2 separate regions of the Homo sapiens genome follow, and region 2 is linked to region 1. Evidence: read pairs that join two places in POLR2A ChIA-PET (ENCODE). Cell type or tissue: Panc1. All regions are shown on one strand. Region 1 overlaps EIF2A (eukaryotic translation initiation factor 2A). Region 2 overlaps LOC107986141 (a long non-coding RNA gene).

Region 1 (5,000 bases):
TGACATCTAGTTTTTGCGTTGGAATGTTGTGGCATGAAAGATAAAAGTGGGGAATAGATAAAATTGGCTCTGAGTTAATAGTTACTTAAGCTTGATGATGAGTGCATAGGTGGATTATCATACTTTTTCTCTATTTTTTGTGTATGTTTGAAATTTTTCATTCAAAAAATTATACCAGAAGGAAAGAGGCAAAATTTCCCAATTGCCAAGACCAAGAAAATAATCGAATTCTGGATTCTGTAGTTTAGTAAGTTTATAATCATTGCGATAAGGGGGTGTTTATTAAGTCAAAATGAGCTTCCTAAGAACAAATTGTTTCAAGCTTATCTCGTTTCCTTTCTGGGTAGAATTTCCAGACAGAATAATAGAATACACATTAGAATAATAGAACTGTAAACATAATTTTGGCAAAATATCTGAGAAATGAGAAAGTCTTTGGGTTGCATGATGATGACAGAATTGTCATTGGTTAAGGTCAGTAAAGTCAGCTGATTAATGAGTTAGTTTTAATTTGAGGGAAGGACTGTTGGTGAGCCACAGGATCTTGTTCAGAGCTCACTGAACAGTCTTATAAATAATTTAGATGATAGCCTAGTAACAGTTTTATAATTTATATATTACATACTTCCGTATGTAATGTAAGGACTGACTAATGTTTTAAAAGAGAAAATCAAGATTTAAGTAGGCCTCAGTAGGCTGAAATGATAGGCCAAAACCTGGGTGGAATTTAATAAAGATAATTGTAAAATTCTGCCGTAAGGTTCAGAAATGAGTTGCATAAGTGTAGGGTAGTATAGGATGGGGAACATCTTGATCATAGCTGTTTATGTGGGAAAGATTTTTTTTATTTTTATTTTTTTGTGTGGTGGAGTCTCACTCTTTCGCCCAGGCTGGACAGTGGCGCAGGGGTTCACTGCAACCTCTGCCTCCTGGATTGAAGCAATTCTCCTGTCTCAGCGTCCTGAGTAGCTGGGACTACAGGCGCCACCACCACACCTGGCTAATTTTTGAATTTTTATTAGAGACAGGGTTTCGCCATGTTGCCCAGCTGGTCTCGAACTCCCAACCTCAGGTGATCCGCCTGCCTCGGCCTCCCAAACTGCTGGGATTACAGGTGTGAGCCATTGCACCATGAGAAAGAGATTTTAAAAATGTTTTATTATCTATAAACTGAGTGTAAGCTGTCATTATTGTGTGATTGCAGAAGCACAAATGTCATCTTCATTTGTGCAGATGAATTAATGCAAAGATAGTGTAAGGGATGTATCAGTCAGTTCTCAATGCTTTTGTTGTTATTTAGCAATTCAAATTATTTTTTAGCCAGGAAGTTCTCATCTCATGTTGTGACTACACTAATGTACATCTACATGTGCACAGATACAAGTTTCTATTTGGGTATTCATTATCACTGGGTGATGTATTCATAGTAAACATCTTCACTTCGGAGATACAGTACTTAGAGTTTTGAATACTTGATAGAATATTCCCAAGTAGTTAGGTGAAGAGCCTCTTATTTTTGTTATACTTTCTATCTCTACACATGAGAAATTGATGGAAGGCCTACCACACAAACTTATTCACCCAAAAGGGCTCTATTTTTTTCTTAAAATCCATCTGTTAGTATGAAATCATTTTCCAGCTTACTTTACAGTGATAGCATTGCATTTTAAAGTATTTTGGCAGATGAAAGCATTTTGGAATTTTCTGAAATTTGTGCAAGTTCTTAGTTATTAAATTGATAGTGAAATGGTTGACTTTATAATCAGATTTTTTTGAAAAGTATTAATGCTTATTCATTTAAACCTTTTTTTTTTGTCATTTTCAGGGAATCTGGGAAGAATTGCAAAGTCTGTATCTTTAGTAAGGATGGGACCTTGTTTGCCTGGGGCAATGGAGAAAAGTTAGTGTTCATTTACATAACATATTTTGTGTGTCACGAATATAAACACAACTGGCATTATTTGAATAACAGATATTTGAGTGTCATTAATAAAATCCGTCTTTTAATGTCATGATGTAGTGAGATATTACCTCTCGTTACACAAAATACCTTCAAAGTTGTTCATTTCTATGTATATGCCATGACTTGTTTATCTAGTTACTTAGAATTAAAAATTAATATATGAAAAATATAATTTAATGCTAAAGAAGTTGAGTTGTTTTAAACAGTGCTCTAAGTTATTGGTTGGAGTTTCCTAAATCTGCAGTAACACTGAGAAAATAATTCTCTTTACTCATTTAATCCTAGATGTAGATACTTTTTTACCTTTGCTGTTAAATTACTAACAACTGCCTGCAGTTATTATTATTAGTCTTATGTATATAAAAGTGTATGTTATTCAAAAGAACGTTTAGTATAATATATGTTACATAAAATACCAGTTTACAAAATTGGTCTTGCACAAAAAATTATGTTGATTAAATGCTTATATTTTATTAAGAAAACCAGTCCTTTTTAATTTTTCAAGAGTTACTACAACATTTTATTTCATAGACCATGCAAATGCCCAAATATTTGTTGCTTGGCTTAAAGTTATCTACATTGTTCTAAACCACATATAATACTGTTAGGTTTTTCAAAGGGGAGAAACTGCATGCATTAGTTTGAAAAGTAAATTTTAAACATTGTTCTTTACAATGGTAATGTATTCAGAAGTGTTTAAACTACCCATTAATACTTGCTTTTTAAAAATTGACTACTAAAGAGAACATGTTGAATTAGTTGATTCACCTTTTATGACTATAAGTAGCTGGCAGAATTAGCTTTTATAATTAAAAAAAATTGGTCTTTTATTCTTTTTCTTTTTTCAATTTTAATAGAGACAGGGTCTTGTTATGTTGATCAGGTTAGGCTCAAACTCCTGGCCCCAAGCAGTCCTCCTGCCTCGGCCTCCCGAAGTGTTGTGATTATAGGTGTTAGCCACTATGCCCAGCCCTTTTTTTTTTTTTTTTTTTTGAGACAGGGTCTCACTCTGTCACCCAGAGTGGCGTGATCTCAGCTCACAGCAACCTCCGCCTCCCAGGTTCAAGCGATTCGCCTGCCTCAGCCTCCCCAGTAGCTGAGACTACAGGCAGACAACACCACATCTGGTTAATTTTTGTATTTTTAGTAGAGATGGTGTTTCACCATGTTGGTCAGGCTGGTCTCTAACTCCTGACCTCAAGTGATCCACCCGCTTTATTCAGCCTCCCAAAGTGCTAGGATTACAGGCATGAGCCACCTCACCCAGCCTGAATCTACTACTCTCAAATCATTAATAATATAATTATAATGAGTCTTATCTACAATGTTAACAGTTTTAATCTCAGCCTCAAAAAGTAGGATGTGATCTCAAAATTTCTTACTCTTTTTTTGTGTAACCTATTGTGGGTACTTAAATTTTATTTTTTAATCCATATTTTAGTTTGTAGTATTTGAGTAATGAATCAATAGAAATTTACTACCTAATGGGCTATACTATACTTCTTTTCATTGTCTTTTTTTGTTTGTTTGTTTTTGAAGTATTCCTTGTTCTTCTAGCTTAGAGTTTGTTGAATAAGTCTGTTTTTACCTTGGCAGTTATTGTTAATAGTTCACTCATATCCACACTTAACCTTCTATGGGATTCAACTCTGAATCTTTTTAGTATGTCCCCATATGTCATGTCCATGATTTTAATAGATATCTTCTATATTAAGTTCTAGCATTTATTTCATTAAAGTGCTGTGACCACAATGGTACTTATTGTTCTGGGGCAAGAGAACTAGATTTCATGTATTGATTGTGGTCTTTGTTCAGTTTCTGGTTAACTAAGTCAGAAACCGTTACTGATTCTTCCTTAAATATGTTTTTTCTTAATTAAAATAAACATCCTTCATTAAACTAAGAATAACTCTTAAAGACCATCAATTCTGAGTAGGCTCCAGTTGCAAAGCAAAGAAAAAAATAAAGGTTAACAACAGCAACAAGAAGAAAACAAGAAAGCGTCTTGTAATTCTAAAATAGGTTATTTGCAGCAAGTTGTAAAGATTTCCATGTTAGGTGTGTGTGTTTAAATACTATGTGGTAATTTTTCATTCTTTTCAGTGACTGCTTATCTTAACCTCAGTTATCTTCCTCAAACCTGAGTAGAACAAAGTTACTTACAGCAACTTCTGGAATAAGATGGAGAGTCTTTTTTTTTTTTTTTTTTTTGTTAAACACCCCAGAGTGTTTAGTACATAACAGTAAGTCAGGCCAAACTGATTTCAAAGCTTGGCTGTGGCATTTATCAATAGTATGATCTTGAGCAAATCGTCAAATCATTTTATTTTTCTAAGCCTAAATTTCAGCACTTGTAAAACAGAAATGATGACATTTGTAAGATTGTTGTAAGGATTAAATGAGAAAATGTACATAAAGTGGTTAGGTACATAGAAAACATCCCAAAATGGAACTGCTTTTATCATACAATTATTGTCATTTTTGTCATTGTACCATAATAATTCTTAGAATCATATCTTTTAGAGATTGCTCTTGAGATTGTAGTAGACATCAAATGTCTCCTTACTGATTTCCCTAGCTGCTATAGCTTCTATTTATTTAAAAAAAATTTTTTTTTTAATTGAGATGGGATCTTGCTATGTTGCCCGGGCTGGTTTTGAACTCCTGGGCTCAAGCAGTCCTCCCACCTCAGCCTCCCAACATGCTGGGATTACAGGTGTGAGCCACTGCACCTGGCCCATTTATTCAAATTTAAAAGTATACTTTTGCGGGCCGGACACGGTGGCTCATACCTGTAATCCCAGCACTTTGGAAGGCCAGGGTGGGTGGATCACCTGAGGTCAGGAGTTCAAGGCCAGCCTGGCCAACATGGTGAAACCCCGTCTCTACCAAAAATACAAAAATTAGCCAGGCGTGGTGGCATGCGCCTGTAGTCCCAGCTACTCGGGAGGCTTAGGCAGGAGAATCACTTAAACCCAGGAGGTGGAGGTTGCTGTGAGCCAAGACTGTGCCACTACACTCCAGCCTGGGTGACAGA
Region 2 (5,000 bases), 220 kb before region 1:
TTTCAATTATATTCCATCTGCAAATCCAGACTATATCCAAAGTCATGATTCCACCATTTGTCAGCATTGAGAAGGGCAGAAGAGTATATACCTGAGGCCTCTTCTCTCTGCTCCCACCTCCTTCTGTATATCCTCCCCACCAATATTTTTACCCACTCTCCTTCCCCTTTCTCTATCACATTCTTGGCCCTCTCCATTGAAGGAGTTTAGTCTTTTCATCTCAGGTATAGTCATTAGCTCTAGAGTTAAAATTTATTTTTTTACTTACTTTTTTTTTTTTTTTGCTACTTTCAACATAGTAAATGGAGATTCAGAAGAAAGCTTCATACATACACTTTAAAAATAAATTATTTTCTTATTACATAAGTTATGTTCATTGTAGGAAATTTAGAAATAAGGATATATTTTTTGTTTTTGTTTTTGCGGCGGGGTCTCGCACTGTCGTCCAGGCTTGAGTGCAATGGCGCAATCTCAGCTCACTGCAACCTCCGCCTCCTGGGTTCAAGAGATTCTCCTGTCTCAGCCCCCTGAGTAGCTGGGATTACAGGCGACCACCACCACGCTCAGCTAATTTTTTGTATTTTCAGTAGAGAAGGGGTTTCACTATGTTGGCCAGGCTGGTCTCAAACTCCTGACCTCATGATCTGCCCACCTTGGCCTCCCAAAGTGCAGGGATTACAGGCGTGAGTCACTGCACCTGGCCAGATATATATTTTTTTAAAGGAAAGATAACACCCCATATCCTGAAACCCAGAAATAAGCATGGCTACTATTTTGGTGCATAGTTTATCAATTTGCATATACTTTTAAAACTCTGAACAACCATGCAATTAGATCACCCAACTAGTATATCTGGAGGAAAGCAGATGCTGAAAGGGTCAATTACCAGATTAATGACCTTTCTCCCCTGCCCTCCCACTGCATCTACATCCCAGGACTGCTCTGAGAGGACATCAGTTTCTAAACACTTGCGAGAGTTTCTGTCCCAGCTACTAAGTATTCTCATCTGGCTCTGGTCATACATTACCCAGTATTGGTCCCTTGGCTTCAGATCATCAACTGACATGCGAGATATAAATATACAATAAAAAAGAAAAGAACTCCCGAATTTTTGAGAGAAGAAAAACAAATTTCTCTAAAGCAAATTCAATGCAGCAGTTGGTCTAGTTAAGTGAGAAAGTACATATTCTGAACATGTGAACTCCATATTTTGAAAACTCAACTTACACTGAAGAAAGTTGCATTCTACCAAAAGGAAAAATAATCTCTTAGTAGATTTTTTAAATACCAACCCTTGAGGAATGTATGTCCATGGACATGTCCACACTCATTACCCATGCAAGATATACACAAACTTGCACATTTTAAGAATACATACTAAAAAATAATATTTTAACTATAAGAATTCTCTGACAGAATTTAAAAATATTAAGATTATAATTCAAGAACTGGATACTATAAAAAAGGATTGACCCAAAATAAGAAAGACCTCTTAGAAATTAAAAGTATAGTGATTTAAGCAAAGTTTTAATAAATTGATTAAAAGATAAAATCAAGGAAATCTCCAAGAAAGTAGAAAATACAAGTAGTTTAAAAATGTGAAAAAAAGCCTAAATTGTAATGTACAAATCCAGGAGGCTAATGTCCAGTGAGTAGAAGCTCCAAAAAAAACAAACACAATGAGAGAATACAAACAAATTTTTAAAAGGGAATTTATCAGAGCTGAAAGACCTGAGTCTTTAGACTGAAGAAAAAAAGGAGGAAGAAAATACTAGAATACTACACAAAATGAATGAAAAATGACCCATATTCAGTCACAGAATGGTGAAATTTAAGAATATCAAAGATTTTTTAATCCAAAAAACATTCAAAGCAAAAAAAAAATTGCCTTTTTTTCCCAAAAAATCAGATTGTCATCTAACTTTTCAGCAATACTGAATTCTAGAAGACAATGAAACATTGCCTTCAAAGTTCTGAGGAAAAATGATTTTAAATGAAAAAGTCAACATTCAATCAAATTATCAGTATAATTGGAGAGTAGAATAAAGTTATTCTAAGTCATGGAAGGACTTAGTAAGTTTACCTCCCATATACCTTTCTTATAGAAGTGATTCAAGGATGTGTTCCAATAAAACAAGAGAGTAAACCAAAAAAGAGAAAAATAGGGAGTTAAAGAAACAAGCCAAACGAGAGAAAAATGGAAGGAAGACATGGCTTAATTGTCTCTTCCATTTTAGCTTTTCAATAAATCTAGAGAAGAAAAGTCCAGCTTGGAGCTGGCGGGACAAGGGTTTTAAAAGGCAGGTATCTGGAAAAAAAAATGTATATGAGCTGAAGTAATCCACAGATTTGGTGCTATCTTTAAGAAATTGAAATATCAAGTTGTAAAAAAAATCACAGTAATGCAAAAGATGGGGATGGAGAGGAGGAAATAATTAGAAATTCCAAGAAAATCACAAAGCTATGAAAAAAAGATATAAAATCATAGTATCTTATGCAGCTAAGAAGTGAACAATCTTTACATAGTCATAATGTAATCACTGCTGATCAATTTTCAACTCTTAGAATCAACCCACGGGGTTAGCCTAAAAAGGAAGACTTAGGGGTAGTTGCAGAATGAGGTTCATGTTTTTTGTTTTCTTTTTTCTTGAAAACATAAGTTAAAATTAAGCATTTGGTTGAGATTAGGAGGAATCAAGAAATGAAGGAAAGGGTAAGGGCTTTCATACTTTCACCTCACAAATCAAAGAATTAAGAGGTATTGTCAAATGGTTGATGGAATTAGAAGTAAGGATGTGAGTGTATTTTTTGTAGTTACACAGGTAACGGTTAATAGCAGAAAAAATCTAAAACTAGTGGCAATTTATGGGGAAGTGGAGGAAAGAAAGGCCAGATTTGGAAGATGAAAGATAAGTGAGTTAAATCCATAGCCAACATTATAGAAATCAGCAGATAATGTCTAAACTTGTTGACTAAAGAAACAGGAAAGTAATAATGTATTGAAGAGTTTATAACAAGTAAAAGCAAAATGTATGACAATCATAGCACAAAGGCTGGGAGGGAAAAAATAGGCATACTGGGGGTTCATACACTACACATGAAGTGGTATTGGATCACTCAAAGGGAGACTACGATTAGCTAAAGAGGTATGTGATAATTCCACTTCCAGTCGAATGGAGTAAGAAGGATTAGATTTACCGTCCTGCCTGAAACAACTAAAATACCAGATAAAATATATGAAACAACGGCGCTCAGGACTTTGGACGCCCCATGATGAAGAACAATGATCTCTGAGAAAGGAAAGAGAAAAGAAAATGTAAATCTATACAAACATTTGTGTAAAAATGTTCATCGCAACTTTATTTGTGATAGCCCCATACTGGAAACAACCCAAATGTCCACCAAAAGATGAATGAATAAACAAATCATGCTGTATCTATACAATGAGATATATTAGTAACAAAAAAGAATGAATTAGGTACATGCAACTACATGGTTGAATCTCAGATTAATTATGCTGAGCGAAAGAAGCCAGAAAAACAATACCACATACTATAAGATTCCATTTATTTAAAATTGAAAAATGAAAACTAACTTATAGTGACAGAAAACAGATCAGAGAGTATGGAGAGAGGTGGTGGGGGTATTAAAAGGAGCATGAGGAAACTTTCAGGGATGATGAATATGCTCACCCCTGAAAAGTTTCCCCTTGCCCTTTTTAATAGCTTGATTGTGGCATATATAAATGTCAAAATTCATCAGACTGCTCACATTAAAAATAAACAGTTTATTTTGTGTCCATTATACTTCAATGGTTAAAAAAGAAAAGAAAGACATGGCATAAACATATTATGGAAAAAGATAACAAATATATTACATATATTTATGTGTATATAACAAATATCTAAAATATATATCAAATAAATAATAAGCATGGCATAAACTTATTTTAGGAGTATGGAACTAACTGTCAAAGAGCTATAAGAGAAACTGTTTAAAGTGTTTCCTCATGTGAGGAAATGCAGGGCAGGAGAGAATAAGGGGAGGAACTGTGGCTTCTTCGTATATGCCCTTCTGGATTTGCTCATTTTTAACAGTGAGTACGTATGTCCGTTCAGATGCTCATAGAAGCCGATGCTTAGATGGGACCTGATGTTTACTTACTTGATGTTTAATGCTTAGCCTGTGAAGGATAAAGGGAGGAGGAAGCAGGAGTGGACAGGGAGAAAGCTGGGATTGAGATCAGGTCTGCCACCTGTGAAGAGAGAAGGGCAAGGAAAGGCTGGATAGGAAAAGCCTGGGAACCCAGAGCAGTTCTGAGAAAGACTTGCCGAGCTGATAGGGAGTGTCTAAGCAAAAGTTGCCCACTAGCAGAGTTCTGTGTCAGGGAGGATGGGCCTGCGCTGGCATCCTAGCACCACTTCAGTGTTCAGTCATTGGCTGGGAGCAGCCCAGAGGGCTATGGCTCAGCATGAATGCCGCAGTATATCCAAAGATGTGGCAGCTAGGGGCTGTCATTCTGCTATGTGCCCCACAGCAGGTTTTTTTTTGTTTTTGTTGTTGTTTTTTGAGACGGAGTCTCGCTCTGTCGCCCAGGCTGGAGTGCAGTGGCGCGATCTCGGCTCACTACAAGTTCCACCTCCCAGGTTCACTCCATTCTCCTGCCTCAGCCTCCCGAGTAGCTGGGACTACAGGCGCCCGCCACCACTCCCGGCTAATTTATCTATTTATTTTTGTATTTTTAGTGGAGATGGGGTTTCACCGTGTTAGCCAGGATGGTCTCGATCTCCTGATCTCATGATCCGCCTGCCTTGGCCTCCCAAAGTGCTGGGATTACAGGCATGAGCCACCGCGCCCGGCCGCAGGTCCTCTTAAAGGGACATCTGAAGATCATATTTTCCTGGCTGCTACAGCAGGCACTGATTTGATTTTAAAATTTCAAAAGTTTTTTTAAAAGAAGGATAAATTCCTCTGATCAACAAGTAAAATGAATAAACATT

Evidence for each region. Peaks named below come from ENCODE experiments on the same cell type or tissue, not always from the same donor. Only the 100,000 strongest peaks of a DNase experiment are listed, where the experiment ranks them.
Region 2: POLR2A ChIA-PET joins it to region 1 with 9 read pairs; 3 of 35 experiments call an interaction of 5 or more read pairs at or near these places.

What each region holds. Positions count from the first base shown.
Region 1 is chr3:150,556,563-150,561,562 of GRCh38, forward strand. EIF2A (eukaryotic translation initiation factor 2A) reads left to right here. Exons shown (of 14, transcript NM_032025.5): 3 at 1,826-1,900. Among named protein-coding and RNA genes, the nearest start is that of EIF2A, 12 kb to the left of the region's middle. In Panc1, no CTCF peak of the experiment used is centred here; no DNase peak of the experiment used is centred here.
Region 2 is chr3:150,336,067-150,341,066 of GRCh38, forward strand. The region is part of intron 1 of LOC107986141 (a long non-coding RNA gene); the gene reads left to right. LOC107986142 (a long non-coding RNA gene) reads right to left here. Exons shown (of 3, transcript XR_001740959.3): 3 at 3,551-4,255. Among named protein-coding and RNA genes, the nearest start is that of LINC01214, 15 kb to the left of the region's middle. In Panc1, no CTCF peak of the experiment used is centred here; no DNase peak of the experiment used is centred here; H3K4me3 peaks cover 367 bases; H3K27ac peaks cover 4,464 bases.